Regions from separate parts of the Homo sapiens genome. Here region 2 is linked to region 1. Evidence: chromatin loops called from intact Hi-C (ENCODE). Cell type or tissue: B cell. All regions are shown on one strand.

Region 1 (5,000 bases):
TAAATCCCATACTCTCACCAGATAATTAATAGTACTAATTGCTCTTTTTCTGTGACTCAACAGGAAACCTCTGTGCTATCCTCAGAGAGCTGGCTGCTGACTTGACTGCCCCTGATATTCAGGTGGCAGCATCTACATTTTTACTTCCACCCCTCTGTCATCAGGATGATCTTTTGATACTAAGTCCTTTCCTACAAGAGACTGACCATAGATTTATTGAAGAACAGGTATGGCCATTTTTTACTCTTGATTAGATTCAATCTGTGATCAGTGATTTTAAAACCTTATATACTTTTTTTCCCTTTTAGCTCCTGCTTGGTAATGGTGTTGCTTGCGGAAGTCTTGAATATGACCCTTATTCGATTTATGAGAAAGATGTAGAGGGAGATTCAGTGCCTAAGCCCTTACCTCCAGCACTATCAGTTATTAGTTCTGCATCCAAGCTCTTTGGGGTTGTATGCGCTCATGTGGGAGAAACTCAAAGGTAAATATCTTCAATGGTTCAGTGAATGGATAATAGAGAACTGGTGGGTAAGAAGAATGTTGCCAGAGATCTCATTAGCGTAAATGATTTCTTATAAATAACAGGTGAAGGTGAAATATAAGTTTTTGTTTAATTATTCACTTGGCTAATACTTAATAAGAAATGATTAAATGCCTAAAACCACTAGAACTGTTGTGGATACAATACTTTGCTCACAGCTTATCATCTAGCTGAAAATACAAATGAAAAATAATGACATAAGATACTGATTTATGAGCAGTCATTACAAAGACACATACTAGGTTTTTTCTTAGACTAGGTCTCATAGGCTTTCTTACCTTGGAAATTTTTTGGAACCATTAAAGGTCCAGGGATTTGTCTTCAGTTGGAGGGATTTTAAATGGTTTTTATCAGTTCACTTAAAATGAACTTTAGACCAGTGGTCCCCAACCTTTTAGGCACCAGGGACCAGTATGGCGAAAGACAGTTCGTCCATGGCGTAGGGATAGGAGGAGGTTTTGGGATAAAACTATTCCACCTCAGATCATCAGGCATTGTGAGGGGTGCACAACCTAGATCCCTCACATGCACAGTTGACAATAGGGTTCACACTCCTGTGAGAATCTAATGCCACTGCTGATCTGACAAGAGTTTGGCTCAGATGATAATGCTCGCTTGCCCGCCACTCACCTCCTGCTGTGCGGCCCAATTCCTAACAGGCCGTGGACCAGTACCAGTCCGTGGCCCACTGGTTGGGGCCCCCCTGCTTTAGAACACACACACATACACACACAAAGATAATAGATATTTAATTAACTTGATTGTGGTAATCTATTTCACAATGTATATATGAGCAAAGCCTCGTTAAAAACATCATGTTGTATACCTCATACTATGTAGGGATTTCCATCTTATGCTATTGTATGTGAAAAATTAATAAATACAAGATGTCCTCCCCAAAAAATGGACTTTGGTTTTGAAAAACCAAAGGGTGATAATGATTTCTCATTGAGAATGATAGTTTCTTAATTAGTAACTGGACATATACATTTCTCAGGCATCAAAATCCACTATCCAGGAAATTCTTGTTACTATCTGAAAAACGAAATGGGAAGTGAATCTCTCTCATAGGCTATTGTGGCTAATAATAGTTTACAAATCACTGTCATCCGCACTGATTCATTCATTCATTTCCTCTCTCTCGACCAACAACCATGCATTTGACTAGATCATAGCTTTTATTATATCTTCTTATCCAGTTATATCTTCCAGAGGATACCAGTTAGACAATTTACCTTTATCTCTTTGGTGAAGACTTAGAAAAATATTTTAATTTCATCACCAACACCTCTCTGAAACAGGTCTTGGGATGATGTGCTTTCATTGCATAGAAAAGTGAATGAAATTTATATTGATTTTTACTAGCTTCAGTTTCAAAAGATAGTGTTTTTTCCAAATGTATTTGTAGCATTTCCTGTAATACTGTAACTATAAGGTTATGGTGATAAGAGAATATATGACTGAATTGTTAATGAATGAAGAGGAAAATTACAGTGGTTTGGAATATTCAAAGAAAGATTCATGGAGAGGATGAAATTTGAACTAGTCTGTAACTGCCTTTTTATAGAGCATATAATTACTTTAGAATAATTAATTTGGATTAATATACCAATAACTACTGTGGATGAAACAGGGCTGGCCTTTTAAGCAAAGGATTTAAATTAAGCCTGTTCTTAAATGGTTCCACTATCTTTGATGGGTCTAAGGTGGAAAAGCAAAAAAGAAAATATACTTTTTACAGCCTTTCCTCTTAAAAAAGTGATTTTACTATTCTAGAGAAGTTTTCTTTTCGGATTTATTGCCCAATTGCAGTTTCAGGAAGATCCTTTCTTACTAAGTTTAATGAATTTTTTAATGTGCTCATAGTTTTTGTATCCCCACCTAAGTTATAATAATAATAATGAATATTCAAGGAAGGGGAGATTTTGTTTGTTTTGATAAAAACATTGAGAACAGATAAAAGCAAACCCTATCATTCTGTTTGGATTCTAACAAATTTGGAACAAACAGGATTCTAACTATTTTGGAAAAAAAATAGTAGGTGACCAGGCACAGTAGTTTACACCTGTAACCAAGCACTTTGGGAGGCCAAGGCAGGCAAATTGCTTGAGCCCAACAGTTCAAGAGCAGCCTAGGCAACATGCAAAACTCCTTCTCTACAAAAATAAAAAAATTAGCTGTGCATGGTGGTGTGCAACTGTAGTCCCAGCTACTGAGGAGGCTGAGGTGGGAGGTTCGCTTGATACTGGGAGTTAGAGGTTGCAGTGAGCCAAGATCTCGCCACTGCACTCCAGCCTTAGCAACAGAGCAAGACACTGTCTCAAAAATATATTTATAAAGAAGTGGCCTGGCAAGATCCCAGATACAGAAAGTGGGTTATAAGCAGTTATCCACAGTCTCCAGTAGGTGTCGTTACAGAACCAGAAGATAGAAACTACATGAATAGGGAAGTTAAGTTTCTAATTTCCTGTTATGCCAGATATGATATTTATGTAAAATATCAGGCTGTTTGCTTTTTGGCCTTACATTTGAGTTCTAGAGAAGAAAGGTCTTAATTAAAGTATCTAAATTTAAACAGCAACCGAATATTTCAAGCCATTTTGTTGTTATTGTGGTTAGCCTTATGTTTAAACAGTTGTGTAACATGTGGTTGTCCTAAGGTTGGAAATAATACTTACGTAATATAAATTAATGCACAATTTATTAATGCATATGTAATTGTCTTTTAAATTAGTTGATTCTCTCTATTCTGACTGTAGGGTTCTAACGTAAAAATGTTTACCGGTTGGAAAGTCAAGATATTTTATACAGAAAAGAAATAATATTGATCTCAATCATGTATTGTTTGTGGTTACTTTTTTTTTCTTTGAGACAGCCCAGGCTGGAGTGCGGTGGCTCACTGCAACATCCGCCTCCTGGGTTTCAAGTGATTCTCCTGCCTCAGCCTCCCAAGTAGCTGGGATTACAGGCATGCACCCCCATGCCTGGCTAATTTTTGCATCTTTTAGTGGAGATGGGGTTTCATAATGTTGGCCAAGCTGGTCTCAATCTCCTGACCTCAGGTGATCCGCCCTCCTCGGCCTCCCAAAGTGCTGAGATTATAGGCATGAGCCACTATGCCCAGCCTGTGTGTGGTTACTTTATTTTTTGTTTTGTTTTGTTTTGAGACAGAGTTTTGCTCTGTCAACCAGGCTGGAGTGCAGTGGCACCATCTCGGCTCACTGCAACCTCCGCCTCCCAGGTTCAAGTGATTCTCCTGCCTCGGCCTCCCGAGTAGCTGGGACTACAGCACACGCCACCATGCCTGGCTAATTTTTATATTTTTAGTAGAGATGGGCTTTCGCCATGTTGGCCAGGCTGTTCTTGAACTCCTGACCTCAGGTGATCTGCCCCCGTCAGCCTCCCAAAGTCCTGGGATTACAGGTGTAAGCTACTGCTCCTGGCCTGCGTTTGTGGTTGCTTTTAAATAGATTTTCATCTAATTGCAAAGAATGAGTTGATTAATTCACCTGAGGATTGTTCCACCCCTGACTTGCACATTGGAATTATCCAGGCAAATTTTTAAGATACTGAAGATCCTGATTAGTATGGTATGCATACTATGGTGGTGGGCACTGAAAGTTTTTAAACTCCTTAGGTGATTGTGATAAATGGACTGCTTCAACAAATGATGTCACTTGGGAATGGATGGACAGAGAGGAAAAGCTTAAACAGTTATAATTCTCAGTAGTAAAAAATTTTGCCATTATATACCCTCTAAAAAGTATTATTTTGTTTTTGTTTGTGGTTACTGTTTTGTGTATACTGTGTGTACCCCCTGTCTAAAGGGTTTATAATGTAAAATGTATAATGTAAAATAAATCAACATTTTCAAATGTTACATCTTCACCCTTTATTCAGTTAACTGCACTTTTATTCCATCTAGACTCAAAACTTTTAGTACCTATCATTTCATTCCAAACTGATAATTATATGTTATAATTGATACTACTTATGAGTACTAATTCAGTATTACTAAAAATAACTCATCTCCATCTTCCTGAAGATCAGAATCTTTTGTTGAGATCTCTATAGGAATTGGTGTCATATATCTTGAATCCTTGATTAGTTAATAGTGTATTCAATCTCTTTCAGGATTGGGGGGCAGAAGATGAAGAAAAAGATTTTGAGCTCTGACAATCCTGTTTTGTAGTCTTTGGTCCATGAATGTGGTCAAGAAATAATTGTATAGGTCAACTTATAGTACAGTGCAACAAATTCTTAATCTCTAACCTTACGTATTTTTATAACTTCCAGTGCGATACAATTTCATGATAACAGATGTAGGATATGATCTAATAATGACGTTATAGGTTTTTAAACTTGGGAGCTTGATCATACAGTTATTCTTAATTCCCCATTGTTGTCACATTTACCCTCCGTAATCTTCCTGTAGGTTGCTTTGGACATAAATATG
Region 2 (5,000 bases), 170 kb after region 1:
GTTAGATTTTTGAGATTTTGTAATTGGCTTTTCAGTTGTGAATAAATACTATTAACCTATATGCATATGTGTGTGTATGTGTATGTCTGTGTATACATATATTTTTTAAGAGAATCTTACTCTGTTGCCCAGGCTAAAGTGCATTGTGCGTGATCATGGCTCACTGCAGCCTTGAACTCCTGGGCTCAAGTGATCCTCTTGCCTCAGCCTCCCAAATAGCTGCGACTGCAGGCATGCGCCACTATGCCAGCTAATTTTTTTTTGAGACAGGGTGTGGCTTACCCAGGCTAGAGTGCAGTGGCGTGATCTTGGCTCACTGCAACCTCTGCCTCTCAGACTCAAGCCATCCTCCCACCTCAGCCTCCCAAGTAGCTGGGACCACAGGTGCACGCCTCCATGCCTGGCTTTTTGTATTTTTTGTAGTGACAGGGTCTCACTTTGTTGTCCAGCCTGGTCTCAAACTCTTAGGAGCTCAAGAGATCCACCTGGCTCGGCCTCCCAAAGTGCTGGGATTACAGGTGTGAGCCACTGCACCCAGCTGGCTAATTTTTTAATCTTTTTTTTAGAGACGGGTCTCCCTATCTTGCCTAGGCTGGTCTAGAAATCCTGGGCTCAAGTGATCATCCTGCCTCAGCCTTCTGAGTAGCTAGGATTACAGCAGTGAGCTACTGTGCATGGCTTAACCTGTATTTTAATTGAGTACTTTTGTTAGGAATCTTCTAATAGTGTTTTAAAGTTGTTTTAAAGAAAAGTTTTTAGAATTATGTGTAAGATAATGATTACATCTATTTTCACTTGAATAATATGTCTTTATAACCACTTAAAATTTTATTATTTTGGGCAAGGTGTGGTGGCTCACACCTGTAATCCCAGCACTTTAGGAGTCCGAGATGGGAAGATTGCTGGAGCCCAGGAGTTCAAGACTAGCCTGGGCAACATAGCAAGAACTTGTCTCTACCAAAAATAAAAAAATTAACTGGGTATGGTGGTGCATGCCTGTGGTCCCAGCTACTTGGGAGGCTGATTTGAGAGGATTGCTTGAGCCTGGGAGGTCAAGGATACAGTGAGCCAAGATCGCGCCACTGCACTTTAGCTTGGGTGACAGAGTGGGACCCTGTCTTAAAAAAAAAAAAAAAGACAAAATTTTACTATTTCAAGAATTCTCATAAGTTTTAAGTTGAGTAGTGATGACACAAAATTATTGGAATAGTTTTTGACTTAAAAGGCCCTCCACTGAGTTCAGCAGAATTTCTCTTCTCTGAAGACTGAATTTAACATTGTTCACTTCAGATAATTTTGACCCATCTTGAGTTTCATACACTATAATTTCATGTGTTGCAAATTTTATTTGCTATGCTAGTCTATTATAAATTAACAGATAAAGGGGAAATAATATACACTTGAATCCCTTAAGAAAAAAACCTGTTATTTTTAAAACCTCACTTATGAGCAACTGAATTTATAACAGAATAAACTTTAGAGCAAATTTACCTGTTCTGTTAGGTAAGTATTGTTAGCATGAGAGGTATCCAAGTATATTAACTTTGAGTTAACTTTCAAAAATTTGTTACTCATGTAAACCTTTTTGCTAATACATTTCACATAAATACAGTATAATTATATTTATGTATATTTTAAATAAAATATAACAAATTCTATATAATTTATTTTTTTTAATGTATATGTTTTCACATACTGATTGCTAGAGGGTTACTGAGTTTTACATCAAATTTCTTGCTTTATTTTTAGGAATCTGGGATTTTTTTTTACCTTTTTTGTGTGTAAAGTAAATTTTAGTTAAGTTTTCGTATTAAAGAGATAATTTTCAAGAATTTGGCTGTATTTGCCGTAAATCAGTGGCTGTATTACAGGAAATACCACGTAAATGAAAGGAGTCTGCCTAATCCAGCTGATTTCCTTTTGCATTGGCAATTAATGTATTCATAATAGTAGCTTATAGTAATGTGAGTTTTTTTTTTTTTAATTATTAATTTCTGAGACAGAGTCTCACTCTATTGCCCAGGCTGGAGTGCAGTGTCTTGATCTTGGCTCACTGCAAGCTCTGCCTCCCGGGTTCATGCCATTCTTCTGCCTCAGCCTCTCAAGTAGCTGGGACTACAGGCGCACACCACCATGCTGGCTAATTTTTATATTCTTAGTAGAGATGAGACTTCACCATGTTGGCCAGGCTGGGCTCGAACTCCTTAGCTCAAGTGATCTGCCCGCCTCGGCCTCCCAAAGTGCTGGGATTACAGGCGTGAGCCATTGCGCCTGGCCAGTAATGTGAGTTTTTATTAGCAAAACTCACAGAAAGAAAAATCTCATTATCATGTAACTAGTTTAATAGGAATATTGGCTGGACACAGTGGCTCATGCCTGTAATCCCAGCACTTTGGGAGGCTGAGGTGGACAGATTGCTTGAGCTCAGGAGTTCGAGACCAGCCTGGGCAACATGGCAAAACTGCATCTCTACAAAAAAATTTTTAAAAACTAGCTCGGCGTGTTGGCATACACCTGTGGTCCCAGCTACTTGGGAGGCTGAGGTGGGAGGAAGGTTGAGCCTAGAAGGTTGAGGCTGCAGTAAGCCATGATTACACCACTGCACTCCAGCCTGGGCGACAGAGCAAGACCCTGTCTGGAAAAAAAAAAAAGAGGCTGGGCGCAGTGGCTCACATCTGTAACCCCAGCACTTTGGGAGGCCTAGATGGGTAGATCATTTGAGGTCAGAAGTTCTAGATCAGCCTGGCCAACATGGTGAAACCCCATTCTCTACTAAAAATACAAAAATTAGCCGGGCATGTGTTAGGTGCCTGTAGTCCCAACTACTCAGGAGGCTGAGGCAGGAGAATTACTTGACCCCAGGAAGCGGAGGTTGCAGTGAGCCGAAATGGTGTCACTGCACTCCAGCCTGGGTGACAGAGCGAGACTGTCAAAAAAAAAAAAAAGAAAAAGACATTCTTTGATTTTCCTTGAAACCTTGATATAAAAAAAAGTGCATTTTACGTATGTAGGAATATGCCCCGGATACCTTGTTACTGTTGAAAAAGTAACTCAACAGCTAAAAAAACAAATTGGTTTTTCTGTCCAATAGCCAAGGCACAACAGATATTTCTTAGGAACACAGTTGATCACAATTAAAATCTGATACCCTATGAGGTTAGAGCTTTCTGGGTTTTGACCTTTTTGAAACTGGCTCTGTTTTTTTGTTGTTGTTTTTTTTTTTTTTTCTTTTGAGACAGGGTCTTGCTCTGTCACCCAGGCTGGAGTGCACAGGTGCGATCATGGCTCACTGTAGCCTTGATTTCCTGGATTCACATGAGCTTCCTGCCTCAGCCTCCCGAGTAGCTGGGACCACAGGTGCACACTACCAGCCTGGCTTGGTTTTTCATTTTTTTGTAGAGATGAAGTCTCCTTGTGATGCCCAGGCTGTTCTTGAAGTCCTGGACTCAAGCACTCAAGATGGGAGCATCTTGGCTTCCCAAAGTGATGGGATTACAGAGTGATCCACTGCACCCAGCCTAAACTGGCTCTTTAACTATACTTGTTCAGGAAATGCATCGCATTTTAGGGAACACAGCAGGAACTATTATTCCCCAAATTAGCAAATACTACATTCCCCCATGAAATGTATTAAGTTTATACTAAGCATTGCTCTTAAATTTTATTTTTTTTTTGATGTACAGTTTTTACCCTGGGTAAGAAAAATGGATGAATAATTGTATTACTATAAAGCATATGGTAAATCTATTCTTGTCATTTGATACTTGGACTATCAACTTCATTTTATTCTTTATTCAAAAAACTACTATTTTCTAAAGAAAACACATTACTCTTTTAGACTGTGTTTTTTCTTTAGTATTAACACTTTAACAGTCTCTTTTCATTTCTTCCATCTACTACATATGCATATATAGAGCATATGTAGTATGCTCTAACAAGGCTTAAGATTCTGATATGCTAGGCAGTTTTGTGACCTTACCTGAGAACTGCTGGACTAGCTCTTACAACCTAGCCTCAAGGCATTTAATTCCTGACTTAGAAATATTACAAATGACTATATGTCATAGGTTGCCAGTGTTGCTGGCTAGTAAAAAACACCTCTGGCTGGGTGGAGTGGCTCATGCCTGTAATCCCAGCACTTTTGGAGGTTGAGGTGGGTAGATCACTTGAGGCCAGGAGTTCAATACCAGCCTGGCCAACATGGTGAAACCCCATCTCTAGTAAAAATACAAAAATTAGCTGTGTGTGGTGGCGTGTGCCTGTAATCCTAGCTACCCTGGAGGTTGAGGCACAAGAATTGCTTGAACATGGGAGACAGAGGCTGCAGTGAGCCAAGATTATGCCACTGCACTGGTCAACAGAACGAGACTATCAAAAAACAAACAAAAACCTGTGTTTAATCAATGATTACTCAGTCATTGCATGAAAGATGTCTTCTAAAATTTTTTTATTTTTATGTATTTTTTTAATAGTGAGTCTTGCCATGTTGCCAAGCTGATCTTGAACTGCCTCAGCCTCCCAAAGTGCTGAGACTGCAAGTGTGAGCCGCCATACGGGCCCTAAAATTTTTTTAACAGTATTCTTTCTTCTGGACCCTTTAAGTTAAGAATCATCTAAGCAGATATTAAACCATAGAATTAGATATACTTTAACATTCATACAGATTTTTTTTTTTTAAGACGGAGTTTTGCTCTTGTTGCCCAGGCAGTGGCATGATCTCAGCTCACTGCAACCTCCACCTCCCAGGTTCAAGCAATTCTCCTGCCTTAGCCTCCTGAGTAGCTGGGATTACAGGTGCTTGCCACTATACCCGGCTAATTATTTTGTATTTTTAGTAGAGACGGGATTTCATCATGTTGGCCAGGCTGGTCTTGAACTCCTGACCTCAGGTGATCCACCTGCCTCAGCCTCCCAAAGTGCAAGGATTACAGGCGTGAGCCACCGGGCCTGGCCTCATACAGATATTTCTTAAAGGCTACTAAAGGTATGGGAAGTACTCA

The links. Peaks named below come from ENCODE experiments on the same cell type or tissue, not always from the same donor. Only the 100,000 strongest peaks of a DNase experiment are listed, where the experiment ranks them.
Region 2: it touches region 1 in a loop (5-fold over the local background); 6 of 110 quality-filtered maps call a loop at or near these places.

Annotation. Positions count from the first base shown.
Region 1 is chr14:31,354,121-31,359,120 of GRCh38, reverse strand. HEATR5A (HEAT repeat containing 5A) reads left to right here. Exons shown (of 36, transcript NM_015473.4): 15 at 64-227; 16 at 309-484. Among named protein-coding and RNA genes, the nearest start is that of HEATR5A, 64 kb to the left of the region's middle. In B cell, CTCF peaks have their summits at 2,759 and 2,959 (motif pointing right); a DNase peak (open chromatin) is centred at 2,960; H3K4me3 peaks cover 516 bases; H3K27ac peaks cover 727 bases.
Region 2 is chr14:31,179,847-31,184,846 of GRCh38, reverse strand. The region is part of intron 2 of HECTD1 (HECT domain E3 ubiquitin protein ligase 1); the gene reads left to right. Among named protein-coding and RNA genes, the nearest start is that of HECTD1, 25 kb to the left of the region's middle. In B cell, no CTCF peak of the experiment used is centred here; no DNase peak of the experiment used is centred here; H3K27ac peaks cover 730 bases.